Regions from separate parts of the Mus musculus genome. Here all the other regions are linked to region 3. The links are chromatin loops, found by intact Hi-C in ENCODE. Cell type or tissue: left cerebral cortex. All regions are shown on one strand.

Region 1 (8,000 bases), 320 kb before region 3:
TCTGTCCTCCCTACTCATAATTACCTTATGCCTGGAAGTCTTTTCTAATCCATTAAATATTTATATGAATTCAATTCGTTCTTAAAATTCAATTTGGTCTTCTACATCTACCTGGAAGCCTTCAAGTAATCTGTCTTGAATTATCAGATACTTTCCATCTTTTACTCAACATAATACCTTTTATTCATTTATATACTTGTTTGACATGCCACTGAAGATTATTTGCTCCATCATTCTTACTCAATGTGTTTAAGAAGTATTCTTTCAGACATGGATCTGAAAAAGTGCAAAAGTGCAATGAATTTAAGTTTGGGGACTAAGGAGTCATAATCTCATGCTTGTGAGGTTGTTTTAAAAGGTATGTTACAGACTATAAAATACTATTATAAAAAGAACTATTTTGAATATTTAAATATTAACAAATGGCATGTTTTTGTTGGCTATTATATCCTTACATTGTAGTGAGTCTTAGCCAAACCAAGCAACAGTTAGTTGGTAAGTTATTCAGCCTCCTTTTTCTTTATAGAAAAGATGAATGCTAATGACAGTCACTTAATGTGTTTAGTAAACTAATAATGTACTAATGATAGACAGAATTGTATCCAGTATACAAATCCAGAATTTAATCAATTATATGTAATCAACACAAATACTTTAAAGTATTTTATAATTAGTAAAATTAATTTATTAATAATATTTAAAAAATAATGAGACTTTTACTGAGGTTAGCCTATTTCCATCTGTGGAGTCCAGCTTATAAAGAATGGGGCACTGTGCAAAGCAATTATCTGGAAAATCATCTTGCATGTGAATCTAGCTCACAATTCTAATTCTTGGGCTTATTTTGCTTCTGTCTATGAATATTTAGTTTACTACATCACATGAAAATTGTAAAGTTCCTACAATATAACACTTTGTATGTTGCTCATGTTTAATAGTAGAAGCCTATCTCTTCCTCTTTTTATTTATAATTAGTTATTATGTTTAAAACTGTTTAGTCTGAATTTTACATTAACTGGACTATGTGGACCACGTAAGTTGAATTCTGCAGAAAAAGCAGAAAATGATTTGTTAGCATGCTAAACATCTGCCCAATTCTGTGTAAATAGCCAACTATTTCCCAAAATTCATTTTGACATTGAGGTTGCTACTGAAAAATTCTCGTTTAGCACTGTGTGCATATTCATGGTATTAATAGAGAACTTTGTCTTATCTATGCCAAGGCTGCTTTAATTAACTTGGATTGTAGCCAAAATACATCAAACCTTTACAGTATTATGGTGCAGGCAGTTGGCAAAGGAACTTGGCTATCACATCTTATCTATGTATGTACTTTTAAAATTAATAAACATTTGCATGGACTTTATCACTTAAAGTCAGCCACAGTCTCTCCAAATACCCTTTGCTTTAGAAAAGTGCAACGTGGACTTCTGGGAATACAGAAGGTGATTTGTTATATGAGTTGCATCTCTGTATGCTGTGATGAAGTATTTTACAGAAACAACTTCAGGGAAGAGAAGCTTATTTTTACTTTCAGTTGAGAAGACACAGAGCATAGTAGTAACTCTGTCCATGGACTGTTCACATCTTGGTGGATCAGCAAGCAGTGATAGAACCAGAAACCCAGTCTGCCTATAGCCCTCAATGTCTGCCTCAACTTTCCAAAGCTTCGCCACTGGGGATGGGGTGGGGAATGACACCAAGTATTCGACCAATGAGCCCGTGAGGGACATACTTCATTTAAAAGGCAGTAAATTTTGAATACCTGTAAAATTTGACTATAACTACTTATTTCCTTATACTTTTTGTAACTGGTATGTTCTTACAGTACACAAATGGATGCATCATTCAGTTTTTGCTCAAGTTTTAATTAGAATTTCGCTGGGCTAAAGAATCAGATACTCAGATGTTTCCCAGCTTTTCCAAATCCCAGAATGTGTAAAATTTCTCATTATACATTTAATTTTGAATTAGCTATAGTATTGTTTTTGGTAGTTAGAAATAAATGCTATGTCTTTCCATCATTGGGGAAATCTATGATGTTTAGAAAATGTTTTATTTTCTGAGTATATGCTTTGGAGATCAACGTGCTCGAAAGGGAACAGGATGGCACGGCGAAGAGTACCATCTACTTAAACATCACAACAAATTTCACGACATGATTGTTTTCACAAAGCTTCATTAGGGTATTAGTCATATGCGATGAAAACACGCAACTAAGTATCTAACACTGGCTATCACATTTGGCCAAACTTAAGACTCACCTAGGGATAAATAAAACTTCTGCCTGTTAACATCATAATGTCTTGGAGCAAAGTTGCAGCACTTTGATTTTTAAAACTCTTGAGATGATTGGAATGCCTAGTCAGGTTTGTGAGTTACATGGACGAATACCTTGCCTTTTCCTGCCATGTTCTCTTCTGGCATATATGTAACATCTGTATATACTCACGTACATGCATATATACTTGTATACACACACACACACACACACACACACACACACACACACACATATATATATATATATATATATATATACTTGTATATATATACATGCATATACATACATATAAGTGCATATATACTCAGAGATAATGAGATGTCACTTAAGGTTTGCATTTGATAATTATACCCTGATAATAATGATATTTATTGTCATGAAGCTAATTCCGTGAGAAGTGCTGTCCACTCTTACTAGCTGTCTTAATGTATAGTCTCTTGCTTACGCTTCATCATACTTATGTGGTGCATTTGTTATTCCCATTTTAGTGGTAATGAATGTGAGCAAAGTGATGGCGAAATCCTTGCTTAATATCACACTACTGTGAAATTTTAGAGCCAAAACTCCTAATGGACTTCAGGCATGCTTTTCTATACAGTCTTCACAGTTTTCTAATTAAGTGGTAATACGTAGGGGGGGGGAACCCATCAGATGATCAGATAATGGAGCAGGGTGGTGGGAGGGTATAGAGGACTTTCGGAGAGGAAACTAGGAAAGGGGATAGCATTACTATGGAAATGTAGGTAAGGAAATCAGAGATATCTACTTCTGTTTGTGCATTAACTGCTATAATTTACTAAATAATGCACTCTATGCTTTATTGTATTTCTGAAAAGCAAATAAATGTAACTTGGTTTAGAGAATAAAATCTAACTGTAGGCAGAAAGCTTAGAGATGACTTGGCAGTTTCTGATAAACAAGGAGGTTTCTTGTTTAGGGAGCATAGCTTGATACATCAAGTTTGCTTTCCATAAGGTTCTTTGAATTCAGAAAAATGTTTAGTTTGGATAATATTCCACAATTCCTGTAGATGGCAGCAGCTTTCTGTCATTGGGCCTTTGGTCTTGGTGAGAAGCACTTTTGGTTGGCAATCTTCTGGAAATTGCACATAGGAAGGTAATTTGTGATTGCCAAGTACCAAGCAGAGGTATATTTTTTATTTGGTTTTCCAAAAGCAATTTCCTGATATTTGTTTTGAAAGACTACCCAGTTTCCTACATTTGAATAAGGATTGAATCATATTTGTCTGGATCTAAAGAATAAAGATCAACCAAGTTCAGGACATTCTTAAGAAAAGTAGCATTTGTAAGCATTCCCTTATCATTCCTGGAAACTACAAAAGGCAGATGCATGCTCTTTAAAAAAAACAAACAAATAAAATAAAATGACTTGCATGGTTTATATGGAATTCCAAAAGCAATGATCCAATAAATTTACTAACAGTTCCAGTAAATTTGCTTCATGGATCCTGCATCCGATGATTGCCTTCTGCTCTTAGCTTTTTCTGCCTAATATACCATGTAATACGGTTCAAATCAAGAGTTTTATTTGTCAAATCATTCACCGGAGCAGCCAGTGAAATCTTTTTCTCTGTGTAAGACAAATCAAAGCCACTGGTGGTTCTGTTCATGTGGCTTCCGAAAGGGAAAAAAAGCCATTGTGTTCTTAATGGCCTTTAAATACATCTACTTAAACCTTTCCAAAGTTCCTTATTTTATGTTAAATTACATATGAGTATTCAGGCGGATGTAGCTGAGAGAACTTGTGAAGAATATAATTCTTGGATTGAATAACTGGTATTGAGAGGAGGAGATATTTTGATTAGTTATTTCAATACAGCTAGGACATTAACTCTCCAGGCTCAAACACTGGGAACTTTCCCAGCCATGTTTGAATTTAATGAAATGTTGATTCATTTTCTGAATCTCATCCTTCATGGAACTTGTCCAACTCAAGACATTTTGCCTAAGCTATGTTATGGAAGCTGTTTTCTGATGTCTCTAAAAAAACTGTGTTAGTGGTCAAGAATCCACATAAGTTTTGTGAATTAGGAAACCTTGTGCAAAAGTTGACAAAAACAAAGAAACCCTTCACTCCATCAATAGATAGCAGATGTTCTTTTTGTTCAAACAGATCAGAATTGAAGAAGCATCCTACTGTATCAGCTGTACATCGTTGTACATTCCAGGCACCCACAGGACTGTCAGACTAATTACAGGGCAAATCCCTGGAGTGCCTTTATTTCCTCTTACTTTTAGGATCAGTTATATAAAGTTAGCTCCCATGAACATAAATTCTAGAGTCCTCTCCTCTCATTTGGTCTTATGGATATGAATGTCCATTTTGTTTGGTCAACTTTTGAAGAGGGTCCCAAATTCCAGACTTTAGCTTGCATGGAAAATGCTTTAATCACTGTGTCATCTCCCCAGTCTAAGAGCTAAAGTTTCTATAGGTTGGGACCCACAAGGCATTATTATCCATTTTAAATTGCTCTCATTAACTTATAATTCATTGCATGGATTTTTTCAATACATATTTCCGTGCCCACTTTATTCAATATGGTAGTTATGAAAGAGATAGTTTCTTTGACCCCCAAAATTTAGGTTCTTTCAAGGGCAGTAGACTTATGCAACTTCTAACAATGACTTCCCAAATAATTTTAAAAACATGAGCACTAATTCCACAGAATAACCATAATATTTATATTGAATAACAGACATGAGACTCCAATATTTTATAACTTATATGTGATCTATGTTTAGGAGAACAATTCTATAAAATTTATTTTATTTAAATTAAAATAAAAATATGATATATGCATGATGATGCATGAAAGTTCCACTTTTATATACAGTGACCATAGAATAATTCAAACACCAAAATAGGGAGGAACTAGAAAAGTTGTCATGTTCTGTGAGCATAAATACAGACATAGGTGTGCCATAACCTTTTACATCACTCACAAATGTGAGGTAGACATATCTATTTAAATGGAGAGGATGTATTCATCTTTAGAAATTCACACACCTCCTGCTACTTAAATAAACTAAACCTTTACTTTATTCATGAGCTACAGCAGAGAATCATGAGACCGTATCATGAGCCTCAGTTTGTTTATAACTGTGAAAAGGTTTCAACAGTGACAAAAGATGTCCATAGGATATCCAAGTACTAAACTGTTTTAAATAAGAGGCTGGGTATCTGCAGATTTGTTGTTCATGGGGCCCCTACCTCCTATAAATAGGGAGTAACCACTGTATTATTTAAATTAAAGTCATTTACTGCATGTTTCTAAAAGCTAGAGAAGTAATTTGAAATAAAACAAATGTCTGAAGGGGTAAAAAGGTTTCATTTCCCTTGATTGTAGCCCGTTTGTACATGTTTCTGTGTGAGTTAAAGTTGTTTGACACAAAGTTACACCCACAAAACTTCTAGAAAATACATATTAACAAAGAAAAGTTATCTTAACTTTGTTTTGTGTGTACTTCCCAGAAATCTCTCCACAAGAATCTTTAAAAAGGTCCTCGGATATCTTAGACACAGGCACACACAAACACATGCACATGTACATACACCCACTCACACACACAGACACACTGCACACCACATACACACACAAACACACACACACACACACACACACACACACACACGGTATACAGATGTTTGTTTAACATAGGCAGATTTGAGAATGTTTTGTGTGTATTAATGATGAGAAATATGCTTTCAGTCATATCCACGCGTTATTGTCTGCTGTATTAAAACATGAGGTTACTGATGGTGTTGAATGAAGAAGACAGTTTGTTGCATTGAAGAAAATAATCATGAAAAGATTTACTGGATCTTTGAACCCATAAAACATTATTATTAGTATTATGCAAAGGAGAGAGACCATCTGTTCTTTGTCTTCACCAAAGCCAGAACGTTAGGAAACAAACTACAGCATGAGGTATTTAGGTTAGAATAATTGAGGAATTTTCTGACAGGATTGTTAAACACTGAAATGAATCAGAAAGAAAGGTTGTGAAATCTTTTTAGACTCCTTTTATTCCCTTGCTAAATGGTGTGATTTATGTTTGGTGTCTGCTAGTTTCTCCCTGAAGCTCAGAGGCTTCTCAAGGTACACATGTTTCTACATATGATTTCATGAAGACTTATTTCCGAATACTAATGTCAGAGGGAGACATGAAAAGCTAATGATCAAATAACCATCAAGATTTGTTAAGCTTTATTGGGCAGTAAACTGTATGTAGAGGAATTTGAAAGCATTTTCTCATTTGAGTAAAGCACCGTTCCAGGCAGTACAGCCTATAAGGATGTACTGTACAGATTGTGTGAACAGATGGTGATGTCACACAGCAAATTGCCCATTGTTGGCAGCAGATTTCCATATTTCTTAAATTTCCTGAGAGGGTTTGCAGAAGAATCACCCCTTCAGCCATCTTTCTCTTATTGTGAGAAAACCAGAAATGCTGGGATGAGATTTAACCAAGTCTCTGTGCACCCGTCAATATCATAGACAGCTTGACCCTTAGGGACCACTTGCTTCTAAGATTCTATGCACACACCAATCATTATGGCTGAGCTTAGGTTTACAGAAGGATTTGGAGTCTTCAGCAGGGTGAGAGCTGTGGTTCTTTCCTCTAAGTGGCTGAACACACTTGTACAAAAGAAGGAAGTAGAGGAACTGGCTTAGTCATATTCTGGAGGTGGGTAACCCATATTTTTAATAGTTCTAGATTTCTGAATCTCCAAATACAAATACCTGTATCCTTCTCATTCTGTTCATCCTCTTTGTATCTCCATTTCTGTCTCTCTGTTTCTGTCCCTCTCCTCTCCTCTGTCTCCTTTTTCTTTCTCATCAAACTCTTTACTTAGTGCTTTCATAATGGATAAATCCTAAGTGTTACCAGAGTGTGTCAATCTTGACTGATGAAACTTTTTATTGCACTTCATACATGCTGCGAGGTTTTTAATTGTAAACTTTAGCAACAGTCCTGAACCTTGATTTCACAACCACGTAAGCTTGCCCAGAATGTCACCAATGGGAATGCAATAGATGCAGTGTAAGTCCAACAGGGAAAAAAACAATGGTGAAAATATGGAAGTTAGCAAAGAATTTGCTAAAATCCTTTGAATTGATGAAAAATGACGACCACTTCTTTTCCTTCCTTCCTTCTTTACTTTCCTTCCTCCTTCCTTCCTTTCTCCTTTCTCTCTTTCTCCTTCCTTCCTTCCTTCCTTCCTTCCTTCCTTCCTTCCTCCCTTTCTTCCTCCCTCCCTCCCTTTCTCTCTCTCTCTCTCTTCTTTATCATTTTCTTCTTTCTGCCTTTCTTTGATAAAGTTCTCAGATACACCTTCCTCTTCATTAGGGCTTCTTGAACCCCTGTGACTATTTCTGAATTCATTTCAAAGTCCTTAAGTGAAAGATCACTGAACAAGATGTCTAGAACACTGAGTGCTAATCAGAGCTTTCTACTGAGTCACCAACACAGACCTCAAAACTGAAACACATTTTATTCATGCTTTGAAGTTGTTTCAAACGTTCTTATTTCAAGTAAAGCAGTCAAAAACAACACAGAAAAAAAACCTATAAAGCCAGATATTTCCATGGTTCGGGTACCTTACAGATTGCAAATTAAGCACCTTGTTAAGAAAGGAATAAATAATTTCTAACTTTTATCACTATCTTCTTGGCTTAGCTTAACATTTAAAA
Region 2 (8,000 bases), 180 kb before region 3:
TGCTCAGGACAGGTATAGCTGGGTTTTTAGGTAGATCTATTCCCAGTTCTCTGAAAAAATAATGAATTACTAATCCAGAATGGTTATACAAGTCTGTACTCCAACCAGCAATGGAGAAGTGATCCTCATGCTCTATCTCCTTGCCAGCATGTGCTTTAGCTTGAGTTTTTGATCCTAGCCATTCTGATGGGTGTAAAGTAGAATTGCAGAATCATACGTGTCCCTGATAATTAAGGTTGTTGAACATTTAAAAAAAAATATCTTGGCCATTAGAGATTCCTGTTGAGAATTCTCTGTTTAGCTCAGTACCCCATTTTTAAATTGGGTTATTTGGGTTGCTATGTCTAAATTGTTGAATTCTATATATTTTAAATATTAGCCCTCTGTCATAGTTAGGTTTTCTACAACTGTGAAGAGGTACTATGACCAAGGCAACTCTTGTAAAGGACAACATTTAATTGGGGCTACCTTACAGGTTTAGGCTATTCTCATCAAGGCAGGAAGCATGGCAGCATCCATGAAGGCACCATGATGGAGGAGCTAAGAGTTGTACATCTTGTTCTGAAGGAAAATAAGAGAAGACTGTCTCAGGGACAGCTAGGAAGAGGGTAACCAATCTCACCCCATAGTGGCATACTTCTTCCAACAAGGGCATCCTTCCTAATAGTGCCACTCCCTGGGCCAAGGATATTCAAACCACCACACCCTCTGACAGATGTAGACTTGAAGATTTTTTTTTAATTCTATAGGCTATTTTTTTGTCCTATTGATAGTGTCCTTTGCCTTAAAGAAACTTTCGAGTTTCACGAGGTCTCATTTATTAATTGTTGATCTTAGTGCTTTAGCTGTGGATGTTCTCTTAAAAAATGTCATGGAAGAGGAATCCCCAATTTCTGATCTCATCCAAATAAAATCTGCAAAAAGAAAAAAAAAAAAAAAAAAAATGTCAAGGCTATTTGCCACTTTCTCTTCTATTAGGTTTAATGAATCTGGTTTTACATTGAAGTCTTTAATCTACAAGGACTTGAGTTTTGTGTAGGGTGATAAATATGGATCTGTTTTCTTCAACATGCAGACATCCAGTTAGAACAGCAACATTTGTTGAAGATGCTTTCCTTTTTCCATTGAATAGTTTTGTCTTCTTTGTCAAAATCAAGTGTCCATAGAAATGTGGATTTATTTCTGGATCTTCAATTTGATTTTGCTGACCAACCTATCTGTTTCTATACCAATACATGTAGTTTTATTACTATTGCTCGATAGTACAGCTTGAAGTCAGGGATGGTGATACCTCCAGAAGTTCTGTTATTGTACAGGATTGTGTTATCTATCCTGAGATTTTTGTTTTTCCATATGAAGTTGAGAATTGTTTTTGCAATGTCTGTAAAGGATTGTGTTGAAATTTTGATGGGAATTGCATTGAATCTGTAGGTTGCTTTTAGTAAGATGTCCATTTTTATTATGTTAATCCTACCAATCTATGAGCATATGCGATCTTTCCATCTTCTAATATCTTCTTCAATTTCTTTCTTCAGGGACTTGAAGTTCTTGTCATATAGAACTTCGTTCACTTGTTTAGGATTACACCAAGATATATAATATGTATAATTACTCATCTCATTTATCATTGTATAAAGGAAGGCTAATTATTTCTTTGAGTTAATTTTGTATCTAGCTGGAATGTTGAAGATGTTTATCAGCTGTAATAGTTCCCTGGTAGAAATTTTTGGGGTCAGTTATGTATACTATTATATTATATGCAAATAGCGATACTTTGACTTCTTTCTTTCCAATTAGTATCCCCTTTATCCTCTTTAATTTTTTATTGCTCTAGGTAGGACTTCAAGTACTGGATTAAATAGACAGGGAGAGTGTGCACAGACATCTCTTGTCTTTGATTTTAATGGAATTGCTTTAAGTTTCTCTCCACTAATTTAATGCTGGCTATTGGCTTGCTGTATATTGTTTGTATTGTATTTAAGTATATGTATGGTATCATTGATCGCTCCAAGGCTTTTACCATGAAGGGGTGTTGGATTTCACAAAGGCTTTTACATCATCTAATGAGATGATCATGTGGTTTTATTCTTTCAGTTTGTTTATATGGTGGATTGTGTTGACGGATTTTCATATATTGAACCATCTCTGCATCCCTGGGATGAAGCGTACTTGATCTTTTGTATTTGAGTGGAATGTTCTGTAGATGTATGTTAGGTCCATTTGATTCATAATGTGAGTTAATTTATTTATTTGTCTGTGTAGTTTCTGTCTCAATGACCTGTTTATTGGTGAGATTGGGTGTTGAGGTCCCACACTATTTATGTTTGGGGTTCAGTGTGTGTTTAGCTTTAGTAATGTGTACCCTCTTTTATGGATGTGGGTTCTCTTGCATTTGGAACATAGATGTTCAGAATTGAGATGTCCTCTTGGATTTTTCTTTGATGTGTATGAAGTGTCTTTCCCCATCTCTTATGATTACTTTTGTTTGACAATCTATTTTGTGAGATATTAGAATGGCTACTCCAGCTTGTCTTGGGTCTGTTTCCTTGGAAAACCTTTTCCTACCCTGTACTCTGAGGTAATGTCTATCTTTGTTGCCAGGGTATGTTTCTTATTTGCAGCAGAATGATGGGTCCTGTTTATGCATTCACTCTGTTAGCTTGTGCCTTTTATTTAATTTCTGTTATTTTGATGTTGGTAGTGGTACAGTGTGTATGTTTCTATTCTTTTGGGTTTGCTGCTGTGGAATTGTTTATTTCTTGTGTTTTCTTGAGTGTAGTTACCTTTCTTGTATTGGAGTTTTCCTTCTCATATAATGTATAGGTCTGGATTAATGAGAAGAAATTTTTTATTTTTGGTTTTGTCGTGTAATTTATTGTTTTCTCTGTCTATGGTAATTCAAAGTTTTGCTGAGTATAGTAGACTGGGCGAGCATATCTGATTTCTTAGAAACTGTGAGACATGTGCCCAGGTCTTTCTGGTGTTTAAAGTCTCTGTTGAGAAGTCTGGTATAATTCTAATGGGCCTGCCCTTATATGTTACTTGGCTTTTGTCCCTTGAAAGTTTTTAATATTCTTTTTTTGTTTTGTTTTGTTCATTTATTGTTTTGATTATTATGTGGTAGGAGGATTTTCTATTTGATGTTCTGAAACCTTGTATGTTTATAGGCATCTTTCTTTAGGTTAGGAAAATTTTCTTCGGTTTTGTTGAAGATACTTCTTGGGCCTTTGAGTAGGAAGTCTTTTTCTTCTTCTATTACTATTATTCTTAGGGTTGGTTTTCTCATAGTGTCCTAACTTTCCTGGATGTTTTGTGTTAGAATTGTTTTAGCTTTAGCATTTTCTTTGACTGATATATCAATTTCTTCTATCATATTTCCTATGCCCAAGATTCTCTCTTTCATCTCTTGTATTTTGCTGGTGATGCTTCTATCTGTGTTTCCTGTTCTCTTTCATAGGCTTTCCACCTTCAGAATGCCTCAGTTTGTGTTTCCTCTATTGCTTCTATTTTCATTTTTCAAGTGTTAGACAGTTTTATTTATTCTCTAACCTGTTTGATTGTATTTTCCTGTATTTATTTAAGAGATTCATTCATTTCCACTGTAAAGGCCTCTATCAACTTTATATATTAGATTTAAGGTTATTTTCTCACAATTCAGATCTTTTAGGATATCAAGGGCTTACTGTCGTAAAATAGTTGGGGTCTAAGAATGCCACATTGCCCTGACTTTTGTTGATTGTGTTCTTATGTTGTCCTGGAGCCATCTATTTCTAATGTTGTCAGGCCTGGCAGTCCTTGATAGGAGCAAGTCTCTGGGGCTGCAAGTAGAGCTAACAGTCCCTAGTGATAGCAGGCCTCTGGGATTTCAAGTTGAGTTGACTGTTCTGGTGTCAGCAGACTTTCAGGTATGTGGACAGAGTTGGTGGTACCTGATGGTTTCAGACTGCAGATTGTTTGGGATAGGGGAGGGCCCACAGGGATGCAGGTAGTGTTGGTGGCCCCAGATGGTTTCAAGCACCCTGGATTGCAGGTTCAGGTGTGGACCAGAAGATGGAGCACAGAGGTGACAGAGCAGACCTCAAGACTTCTGGCCTTGCCAGATGACCCAGTAGGCAGAGGCCAGAAGGACCAGAAGGTGCTTGAGGACCTTATCTGTTATCCTTGGGCAGCAGCAAGCCTCCAGTGATGCAGGTGGAGCCATGGCCCAGGAAATAGAGTGCAGAAGGAACAGGGCAGAGTTTGCCACTGCTGAGTTTGTCCAGAGGGTCCAGCTGGCAGGGAATTGGGATATAGGGTTCTCACCTGGTGGTTCCTGATTGCTACAAGCCTCTGGGATGTGGTTAGAGGTATGGACTGGAAAATATAGCACAAAGGGGAAAGAGCAAACTTTATGGCTGCTGGGCTTTAATGAGGATCCAGCACATATGGGCTTGGTGCTTGTGGATCTCAACCATTTGCTCTGGGTGACAGTAGGCCTCCAGGGTTCTAGAATTAGTTTCTAAAATGAAGTAAGATCAGTGTGAGCAAATGCTAGTTCAAGCAACAAACTGATAAGGCTGCTTTTAATATTTACCTTTATCCTTAAATTTATATTAATCTTATTTGAAAATGATCATATAGCTTTGTCACCTATATATTTATGGTCAAGACATCCAAGATCCTTCCTTATGGCCTTTTTCAATGTACAGTATAGAGATGCTACCTATAATCAGTGCTGCGTGGAACACACTGAGCTATCTACTCCTAATTATACCTCTTTGCCCATGGAGCATATCATCTATATTGTTCTGGAGAAAGTTGTAAACTATGCTTGCTCTTCACCAGGGGGTGCTGTTGCCATCTGAAACAAAGCATGTGGCTACTTCCAAGTAGAAATTTGTTTTGGAATACACATTTGTAAGAACACAGCCCTTCCCATTTCCCCCTCAACTTCTTCTTTTCTGCTATTTTTCCAGCAACTCCACCAAAGTACTCCATATTGTCTTCATGGTATTTTATGTCATCTAACATTAAAGTTAGTTGAAATCACTTGTTTTAAATATTAATAGTGACCATGAATTATGAACATATAGGTGATTCACAAGATGCTACAGGTAAGCACCTACTAAAAAGTTTGACACACTGAAATACATGTGTGTATTTACTTAATTTTAACCATGCAAAAGTTCAATCTGGTTATGATACAATGTCCTATGTATGAATGAATAACTGTAATTTTATAGATAATACAAAGGTGTGGGATAGTATGTCTTTTGCCTGTGACATTTAATTTTTATATTCTAATGGGAAGATAAGTAAACTAACAACATCATGACTTATGATGGAATTTGAATCAAGGCTGTGATAGGTGATAATCACTGCTATTTGACTGGATTTAGAATGAACTCATCAATTGTGGCATACATCTAGGTATGTCTACGAGGGGTTTTCAGAAAGGGTTAAGAGAGAATAATAATCTATTTTAAATATACATCACTATCTATCTATCTATCTATCTATCTATCTATCTACCTATCTAACTATCTATAATGACCTGTTTCTTGACTTGTGTAGAATATAGGGCTAATCCACTCAGAGTTAGGTACTTATTAAACTCTTGTGCTTGTGGCCCTTAAATTTGGCTTCCTAGATCTCATTTGTGGCTCTACCACTTATTCAAAGAACATTCAACAAGTTAGTCATCATACAAAGTTTCCACATGTTTAAAGTGGTAAAATCATATCATCTTTCATGAGCTAATCAGTTCTCACATCTGTGAGAAAACACCTGAGAGAAATATCTTAAAAAGAGGACTGGTTTATCTGGCTCTGTTGCTTTGGAGTCTGTCTAAAAGCAATAAATCATGGTGGGCAACATTTGGGACAATAAATATGCTTACATCATGACATCCTGGAAGCAAAGAAGAGAGAAGAGAGTCAGTATATGGCATTCCCATTAAAGCACATCTCTAGTAATGATAATGTAACTTTCTTCCGAAAGAATCAGTGTCCTAAGGTCATTTCTGTCTCCTGATAGTGTTGATGGCTGGAGACCAAGCTTTTAATGCACTTGAAATCTAAAATCCTACATGTAGTCATAGATTTACTGGTCCTTGGGTACCGTAATAACTCAATCTGGTTATTATACCATGTCCAATGTATGAATGAATACCTATATATTTTAAAGTATACACAGATAGGTGATAGTATATGTTTTACCTGTAAGATTTAGCTTTATATTCAAATGCAAGGACTAAACAGACTCTCAGCAGTGTCAGTCCTGATGGAATTTGAAACAAGACTTTGATAGGTGATCTTTATAGGTAATTTGACTAGATTGACAATGAGCATGCTTGCGGGTATGTCTGTGAGGACCTTTCAGAGAGGGTTAAGGTAGAAAGATGATCCGGATTTAATCAGAAGCTTAGCAGACAATTCCTTCCAACTGTTACAGTTTAAAGTAGAAATGACACCAACGTGGTTATTTCTGTGTGTTGGATAATTGCTTGTTTCATTTCTAGAACCATTTCTTGCTAGTCTGAGTGCTACATGTGAAGAAATAAGAATGTGGGTGAGAGTCATTTTGAATTCCAGTGTGTGTGTTACCATAGAAAGACTGGTAATAATATTTGCAGTGTGATTTGTGAGGACCAAGCAGAACAGTTAGCCTTCCTCATACCACATAGCCACAGGGTAGATAGAATCACACAGCAAGAGATTGAGATTCATATCCATCAAGATTCCATGCTGTAAATGTGTGGGCCATGTCGGCAGGGATGACTTTGTGGGTAGGTGGAAAGTATTAATTCTGATCAGTAGGATTGGGCTTCTCAGAAACTCCCCTGCACATTCTCCCGATCTCTTCTGTGTTGGTCTTTGCTATTCACCAGACACAGTGTTGCTATTCACACCTCATTTATTGCATTTCAATCATGAATTGTTATTCTAGCCATGGAGAAGGAGCCTAGAAAGTTTATTAAATTTAAAGATTGATGAATGTTGAAAGTTCTACAACTGCTTTGCAGGTTTCAGTTTTAATAACTAACAGAGACGTATGCCTCAGATGATGTTGCTAGACGATACAGGACTGGTGAAAACAGAGCAGAGACTTCCAGTTAAAGTGAACAAAACATTACTTTGCTATGCTCTAGGATTGTTGGGGAATAAACAAGACTTTTTTCAAAAACAAATCCATCCCCATAATGTTATTTGGATTTGGATAAGCTCTCTGAATTTTTCTTCCAATACCTAATAGACACATTATGTATTATGTTGTAGTGCTTACTGGCTAACACCTTTGAGAATCAACACTCAGTAAAGGAATTTTCTGGTGAAGATCTGAGCCTGTGTGACCTCCTGCAGTGACCAGTGTTGTGAACATCTTTAATGACCAGCATTGTGATCCATTGGATTAGGAGCCTGTCTTCAACACATGAATGAAAGCTTTTAAAGAATAAAACTAATCAAGGCTCTGGGGAAACATGCACCTACTCTCTGCTAAGGTTTTGTTTTCACATCCCATAATTTGACTGATAGTATTTCTGTTATTTTGTAGGTGAGTAAATTAAAAATGCTTCAACATTTATTCCAACTCTGAGACAGATAATTTTGTTTTATAATGTACAATTACATATTTTGAAAAAGAAACCACACTTGTGGCCTAAGAGTTCTTCCAAGAGGTTACTGCTTCATTTATGATTTTTTACTTGTATTGTGAAATACTATCTAGAGCTGAGAATGTATCATTTTCTTTTATTATAGCCATGTTCTCAGGGTTAGAGAAGGTTAACACTTTAGATTGTAACAGTATCTTTTGAGGACAGAAAAGGATAGAAAATTTTGCTTTTTGTCACGGATGCTTGCTTAACCAAACCATTATGAGTGTCCGTATTATAAATTTATAATCCTAAATCTGTGTGTCATGTTCAAATATAGTCTACACCCAGCTTTCTTTGCATTTGGCTTTGATGTAGAGGACTAGGAAAGCATAGGTCTTAGTTGCTTCAGTGTCTTGAGCATGTG
Region 3 (8,000 bases):
AATAAAATAGAAAAAAATATGATTTCTCTAAGTTAATGGGATTTTACAAAATTGAGCAATTGTGGCCCATTGAAATAGACAGTGGTTATTACTGCCACTCTAAAACGGCATAGGCACATTCTTCAATAGGAATTTCATTGTAGGATGAGAACCTTCCAAAAATTTGTTTACACACACACACACACACACACCCCTTATAATGTAACAGTAGGAAAACTCTTATACGAACATATCAGGGAGTTATTAGCTGAACTTAAAGATAAGCTTACAGGAGAAGCTGTATGGTTAAGCAACAGAATTTCTTATTTTTAAAATTAGTGAATATGGAATTAGTGAATTTCATATTTTTAGAACTCCTTAACAATCTATTTGTGCTTAAAAACCCCAGCAAATAAGTTCTCTGGCCTTTGTGCTTTGCTGCAGAAGTATTCTTTTTTAGTTGTTCCCATGGTTTCCATAAAATTTGTGCATGATTCTTCATCTTTAATCACTTATATGCACACACACACACACACACACACACACACACACACACGCACATCCTTTTTCTCTCAGATTTAGAATTGATCAAACTCCAAAGACAGTCTATTAACTATAGAATTTAAATGAAGCCATTTCTATTCTTCTTCTTCTTTTTTTTTTTTTTTTGCACTTGGTTATCTTTTTTCATTTTTTATTCTTTATTTTATTTATTTACATTTCAAATGTTATCCCCTTTCCCAGTTTCCCCTCCACAAGCCCCCTATTCCCCGCTCTCTCCCCCTGCCTCTATAAGGGTGCTCACCCACTCACCCACCCACTCCTGCCTCAGCAGACTAGAGTACCCCTATCCTGGGTCATCAAGCCTCCAAGGGGCTCCCCTACCAGTGATGCCAGATAAGGCAATCCCCTGCTACATATCCACCTAGAGCCATGGGTACTCTCTGTGTACTCTTTGGTTGGTGGTTTAGTCCCTGGTAGCTTTGGGGGGTCTGGTTGGGTGATATTATTATTCTTCCTATGAGGTTGCAAACCCCTTCAGCTCCTACAGTGTTTTCTCTAACTTCCCCTTGGGGTCCCTGCACTCAGTCCAATGTTTGGCTGTGTACATCTTTATCTTTATTGGTGTGACTTGATTTCTATTCTTACAAGTAGCCTATAGTAAAAGTTTTGGTGCAGAGCTTTGATATCATTCATGCAATAGAGAGAAAGAAAGCAGAAAGAGGGGGAAACATGTTCATACTGTATTATCTCTGGATTCTTTTGTCATTTTCAAATGAGCCTAATCTTAATGACTGTAAGACTTCTGACAATGTTCTTTAAAACAACATAAGCCGACCATGGTGGCACACACCTTTAATCCCAGCACTCGGGAGGCAGAGGCAGGTAGATTTCTGAGTTCGAGGCCAGCCTGGTCTACAAAGTGAGTTCCAGGACAGCCAGGGCTATACAGAGAAACCCTGTCTCGAAAAACCAAAAAATAAAAAAATAAAAAATAACAACAACAACAAAAATCCACAACATAAAACAAAACAAAACACCTGTAATAGCATGGATTCCAAATTGAGCACAAAAATCCATTCTGAGCTTGGAAAACGAATTAGAATCATGATTCCAATTCTTCTTCTGATCAAATGTTAAAATGAGAAGAGATCACCAAATAAGAGAGTAGGCAGATGCTGAGTCTGAATTATTTTGAAATCCTAAACAAACCCCACTACAGAGGCCCAGAGCCAGGTTCCATGTGCTATTCCACATGCTCTGTGGGTCTGTGACTTGCTCCAGCAGCTGTTGTCAGCATTTCTCAGGTCTGTCCTGAGCTATCACCAAGAGGCATCTCTGTGAAGACTTGCCTTCTGCCTCCACCATATGTCCTTGTCTAATCCCAGAGTAAGTTTCAGTGTTACTAACAACCCTCAGGACAGTGTCCTGTGAAGAAAGCGCACCCCTCCAGTGCTTGCGTTGCTATGGTCATTGACATCATTAGTTCTGTAGATTCCTGGCTCTTTGGAAGCCTTTGGTTTGAGAAATGGAAGGAGGTGGTTGTATGCAGACTGAGATCGTGTGCATTTGAATGGTCGCATTGCTGTCAAACTTGCCTTCTGTGCTGCTGTTTTCTTCTTCTCCTCCTTTTCCTTCTTCTCCTCCTCCTCCTCTTTCTCCCCCTCCTCTTCTTCCTCCCCCCTCCTCCCTTTTCCTCCTCCTCCTTCTTTTTCTTCTTCTTCTCCTTCTTTTTCTTCTGTGTTTCAAAGATTGGTAATATTGTACATCTTGAGTATTATTCTCAGAAACCCTCCCGAATATGATTCATCTGGCTGATAGATTACTTTCATTTCCTAATTTGATATATATTATATAATTTGAGAATGTGCCTCATACAGTTTCAAGAGCTTCAATGCAACAACGGAAACAAACATCTGGACCCATTTTATCAACTTGCTCATTCCTATCTTAAATGAGAAAATAGTATATTTTTAATTGAAAATATATTTTTTCATAAAATATATTCTATTATAGTTCCTCCTCTCTCAGCTCCTCCCAGATCCTCCCTATCTCCCTATACACAAAATCAACATCCTTTCTTGCTCTCTCTCTCTCTCTCTCTCTCTCTCTCTCTCTCTCTCTCTCTCTTAAAGGAGAAGGTAGCATATTCTTTTACAAATATTCCATCCCACAGATATTGGTTACATCCATTTATAGAATCAGAAGCTTATAGGAAAACAGCATGAATGCCACAACCATGGAACTGTTCAGTGTAATATCTGCATGCAGCCTATAACAACAATAACAGTAACAACACTCTCCTGATTTGGGTGCAAATAGAAACCAAATGGGGCTTAATTCTCATTAATCAAAGTATAGGGAGATTTTCACTGCATTATCCATCCTTACTTCAGCCTAACTCTCATAAATTTGTAAGTGACTGATTATTGACACCATACAACTTGCAACACAATAGATGGAATTATTGATAATGCCTATGTAGGAACACATGGGACTGACCTAAATATTTCCAAGCTTTATAGTATTAAAGGGGGAGAAATAAAATAGCCTTGGCTCATTTTCCTTTCATTCTCCGACTTGACAGTCCACGTGAGCATTTTCCTTCTCCCCAGACTGTCCGTCATTGGGCAGTGTGCTTTGCTCTACGGACCTCACACCTTTTCATCCCTCATCCCCATCTAGCTTTTACTCCGAGGCTCTAGAACTCTGAAGACTTGTTTACACTTCTAAAGTGTGACATTTCCTTCCATTCAGGGGAATTCAGTTCAAAGTGGTACTCTCTACAAAAAACCACAGAGTCGAAATTACGATCAAATGATCCGTTTTCTTGGACCTCAATCTCTTCTTGTACTAAAAAGAAAAAAAAAAAGTCTTGACAATCAAAACAGACGGCACCTGTCCTGCTTGTAGCTTCGAATAAGCACGTGTAAAATGTGACTTCCGTAGACTGTGACAAATGGCCTATCACAGATCAAATTACTGTCCTAGAATATTTACCGCTTCAGTAGCATGAGTTGGTCAGTAGATGGCACTGTTTGTTACATTAAAAAAGAATCGCTGCCGCCTGAGACATCACCTGATCAGGATAAGGAAGGGTAGGAGGGGAGGCGACCCTGCTCTCACAACAGAAACTGCGTTGATTTCTTAGAGGTTAAAGTGACCTTGAAAAGGATCCCAGCACATCTCTCTGGTTTTTCAAAAGGAAAGTTCTATTTTGGATATTCTCAGAGGGGTGGATATTTTTAACGCACTTCATTTACCCCTTTCAAACGGGAGCTACTCAAAAAATTCTGTATCCGAATCACATCTTTTTTCAGTGTTCTTGTCTTCAGTCCTGAGGTGAATATAGAACACTTCTTTACGGTTTCTTCCTGAAAACTCTGCCGAGGTCTTGAGGGAGGTTCACTAGTATCCGACATAAGCCTTTTGTGCTTCCTTGGTCCCTCTAGTCTGTTTCTCAGACTGTACATCAAATCTGCTCCCTCTTGAATTCTAATATGCCATTCAGTCAGGCCCACTATACAGCATAGTATCTGGATGTATACCTTATTATTAGATAATAAAGATATGTGAATGTTGACAGGACACAGAAGATATTCAGGGTATTTTTATTGGCCCCAAAGATTTCCAATCTTTAGAGAAATTGATCTATCAAAATGAACGGAAATAACGTAACTACAGAGTACAAAATATTGACTTCAACCATTTTAAACCAACTGTCTCTTTTCATCTGATTCTTATTTTTCTATGTTTTCTTTTTCTTTTAATATTTTTATTAGGTATTTTCCTCATTTACATTTCCAATGCTATCCCAAAAGCCCCCCCCCACTCCCCTACCCACCCACTCCCCCTTTTTGGCCCTGGCGTTCCCCTGTACTGGGGCATATAAAGTTTGCATGTCCAATGGGCCTCTCTTTCCAGTGATGGCCGACTAGGCCATCTTTTGATACATATGCAGCTAGAGTCAAGAGCTCCAGGATACTGGTTAGTTCATATTGTTGTTCCACGTATAGGGTTGCAGATCCCTTTAGCTCCTTGGGTACTTTCTCTAGCTCCTCCATTGGGGGCCCTGTGATCCATCCAATAGCTGACTGTGAGCATCCACTTCTGTGTTTTCTATGTTTTCAATGTAAGAATTTAAAGTATTTTCAAGTAAACATTCAAACTAATTTGATATATATATATATATATATATATATATATGTAAATATATATACTGGATCATAAGATATCATCCATTTTTTTAAGCGCTGGTGTTTTCTCTGCTACATTTTAAATCTCACAGAAGCATGTAACTTTTTATATGGCATCGACCACAAGAGTTTCACAGTACATACTTGATAATGCTATACAATGGATGCTTACTAAGCATTAGTTGAATGATTTAACAAATTGTTCCATTTAAGCTAACTATCATCCAGAGCATTGCCAGCTACTTTCAAGATATAGTTTTATTAACTGTCACATCACCATTAAGTTCCTGTATTAAGTCTTTACTACACTGTGCCAAGTCTATAATTTTCCTTTGACAAAGTAAAAACAAGCCTTGAAAAATTAATTCTTCAAATTATGAGTGTATATAGTGCAGCAAATTATTCTGTATAATTTTTCTGAGCAAAATATTGTTATAAACATTTCCATTGTATTTTCTTACAATTAAACTTTAGTTATTTTAATTCATTTGGAAATATTTAGGGTTTAATTTTAAGGATTTTTTCTCTTTATTGAGTTTGCATTATTTGTACTGTTGCTGTTTAGGCTGCCACTTTAACTTTGCTAGTGATTATTTTTATTCATTCATTTTTGAAATTAAGTTTGTTCACTTTATTTTATAGTTAGTGTTTTGTCTTTACGTATGTGTACCATATGTGCTCTTGTTTTCTGCAGTGGTCAGAGGGGGGATTGGAGCCAAAAGTAATTGTGAACCACCATGAGGGGCCTGGGAGTTGAATTCTCTAAGAGTAATAGGTCCTATTAACTACTGAGCTGTGTCTCCAGTCTCTCTCTCTCTCTCTCTCTCTCTCTCTCTCTCTCTCTCTCTCTCTGTGTGTGTGTGTGTGTGCATGCAGATATGTCTTTGTGTTTGTGTGTGTGCGCGCATGTTCATGTGTGCTAACCTACATGTATACCCCCTGTATGCAGGTTCTGATGGAAGCCAGAAGGAGTTAAGAAGACATCGGACCTGTAGTTAAAGCTGGTTGTTAAGCAGCCTGATATAAGTGCTCGGAACTGAGCCTGGATAGTTGGCAATAACAGCAAGTATTCTTAACATGTAGGTTACCTCTTCTGTCTCAGCTACTGGTTATTAACTATAGAAGAGTGAATACATTGTAATTTTCCTATGCAGAACCCAGAATTTTATCACAAAAGATACCATGTAAGATCATTAACATGTGATTATTGAGTACGCCTATTATGTGAGGAAATCACTTGGTATTCCGTACTATCACTTGCCGTCCTGTGAATGTATTTAAAACAAATAGGTACTGTCTCTTTGGGGGAAAAAAATTGATACAGATGACAGTAAATACCGGAAACAGTATTTAAATTAGGGAAATAGAATTTAAAACCACAATGTGATTCCCCTGTGGAGACTGAGGTGGTAGCAGATCCTGCAGGAGATGTGGAATTACTTCCTACAAAGCTTGTGCATATTTAGAATCATGTGGCTACTCTGGCAAGCAGTTTACTGTGTCTTGAAAACTAATGTGCCGTTAGCATATGGGGCAGTACTTACCTCGCTATGTGAGGTGATTTCTCAGACAATGTGGAAGAGTGTCATGCTGTGAGGGAAAAGAAACAATGTCTAAAGGTCACATGCTGTATGATACCATGTAACGTGCTTGAATTGATAAAATTACAGAGATGGGGAATAAATTAGTGGTTGTAGAGGTTACAGATGGTGGTGGGGGTGGGCACTGTCATGTGGCAGTGATATAAAAAGGTAGCAAGGGGGAGAAAATTAGAGGACATTATGTTAAGAAAAATAACTCAGTCCCCAAAAACCAAACTGAGCTGGAGAGATCGCTCTGTGGTAGAACACTTGCCCTGTATGCTTGAAGCACTTGGTTCAGTTACAAGAACCACAGAAAAGAAAAAAAAATGAAAAGAAAATAGAACAAAAACAAATAAAGGAAGGAAGAAAAACGGGAGAAAAAGAAGGAAGGATGGAAGATGGACAGACAAATACTGCCTGCTAACACCTTCATGTTTTAACTAAAATTTATCTTCCATAGTAGGGAGTAGAATGGTAATGGTGGGAACCTGGGAATGGTGTGATGGTCTCATGGAAACAAGATAATATGTAAGTATATAACTGTATAAAGTGAAATGAAATCTCAGTGGTAATAGAACAGTTCAGTATTTTGAGTGACATGGTCACGCTATGAATATATTTAGGGAAAAAGTGTCACACTACACTTATACACATACACAGACACACAATACACACAATATACAGATACACACATAAACACACACATACACATGCATACACACATATACACATAAACACATACACATGCATACACACATACAATGCATACACACATATACATTCATACATATAAACTTATACACTCATACATTTATACATTCATACACACACAGACACACATGCACACAGACATACACACACACACACACACACACACACAGAGAGATACACACACATACACACATTCTAGCACTCTCAGTGTCAACATGTCCTATCTTGAATCTGTACTATGGTGTGTAAGTTATAACTATGGGTGAAAAATACATTCTGCTTTTCTATACTGCTTTCACGCCTTCCTGTGAATCTATAATTTCTAAAAGTGGGTGAACATTTGAGTCATTTACTGGCATGTTGGTGTAAATTCTAAAAGAGGCAGTTTGAATTTTTATTTTTTTTTCTTTAATGCACTCACTCTCTTATTTGATACACCACAACTCTTTTCTTCTGGTGAACTTGCTTTAATGTTAAATAGATCAGTCTTTCAGAGCAATCTTTCCAGCTTCTAACATAGTAAACAGATAGGTATGCAGAATTAGTTATTTTGCAATTTTTATAGTTGATGACAACAATTAATTTGGAATATTCTGAGGTTGATTGAGAAAGGGGCTTGCTTATTTTAAAAGGAGTATTTTATGTGGAAGATAAGTATTTAAAATATCCTATTTATTAGAATATAATAAATGATGACAGAATGATGATTATCTTTGGGGGGTGCTATTTTAACTGAGAAATTATTAAAGTAGAATATCTGCTCGCACTCCTCATGGTGCACTTAAATCTGCAGAGGAAGAGAAACTTTGAGGAATAAGTCTGCCGTGATCTCACATCAAATGACAGAGTCTCCAGACAAATGCTTCAAAGTCTCGCTTGGTGCACAGATGTAACTAGAAGCAACCTGACTTTACTGAGATCAGTTGTCACCAGCTCTAAAGTACCCTGACTTAGGGTCAGAGCACAGAAAGGAGGAAGTTGAATTCTCCTACTAAAGGACTCTGGAAAGTCTTATTCTAGAATAATGTTG

The links. Hi-C counts contacts between places; a loop is a spot of excess contacts. Peaks named below come from ENCODE experiments on the same cell type or tissue, not always from the same donor. Only the 100,000 strongest peaks of a DNase experiment are listed, where the experiment ranks them.
Region 1: it touches region 3 in a loop (8-fold over the local background); 8 of 42 quality-filtered maps call a loop at or near these places.
Region 2: a loop joins it to region 3, with 9 times the contacts of the local background. A loop is called at or near these places in 12 of 42 quality-filtered maps.

Annotation. Positions count from the first base shown.
Region 1 is chr10:57,312,611-57,320,610 of GRCm38, reverse strand. No RefSeq gene overlaps it. Among named protein-coding and RNA genes, the nearest start is that of Gm24285, 140 kb to the right of the region's middle. In left cerebral cortex, a CTCF peak has its summit at 3,314 (motif pointing right); DNase peaks (open chromatin) are centred at 3,332 and 6,603.
Region 2 is chr10:57,180,597-57,188,596 of GRCm38, reverse strand. No RefSeq gene overlaps it. Among named protein-coding and RNA genes, the nearest start is that of Gm24285, 11 kb to the right of the region's middle. In left cerebral cortex, a CTCF peak has its summit at 4,822 (motif pointing right); a DNase peak (open chromatin) is centred at 4,844.
Region 3 is chr10:56,997,039-57,005,038 of GRCm38, reverse strand. No RefSeq gene overlaps it. Among named protein-coding and RNA genes, the nearest start is that of Gm36827, 19 kb to the right of the region's middle. In left cerebral cortex, a CTCF peak has its summit at 3,503 (motif pointing right); a DNase peak (open chromatin) is centred at 3,528; H3K4me3 peaks cover 371 bases; H3K27ac peaks cover 527 bases.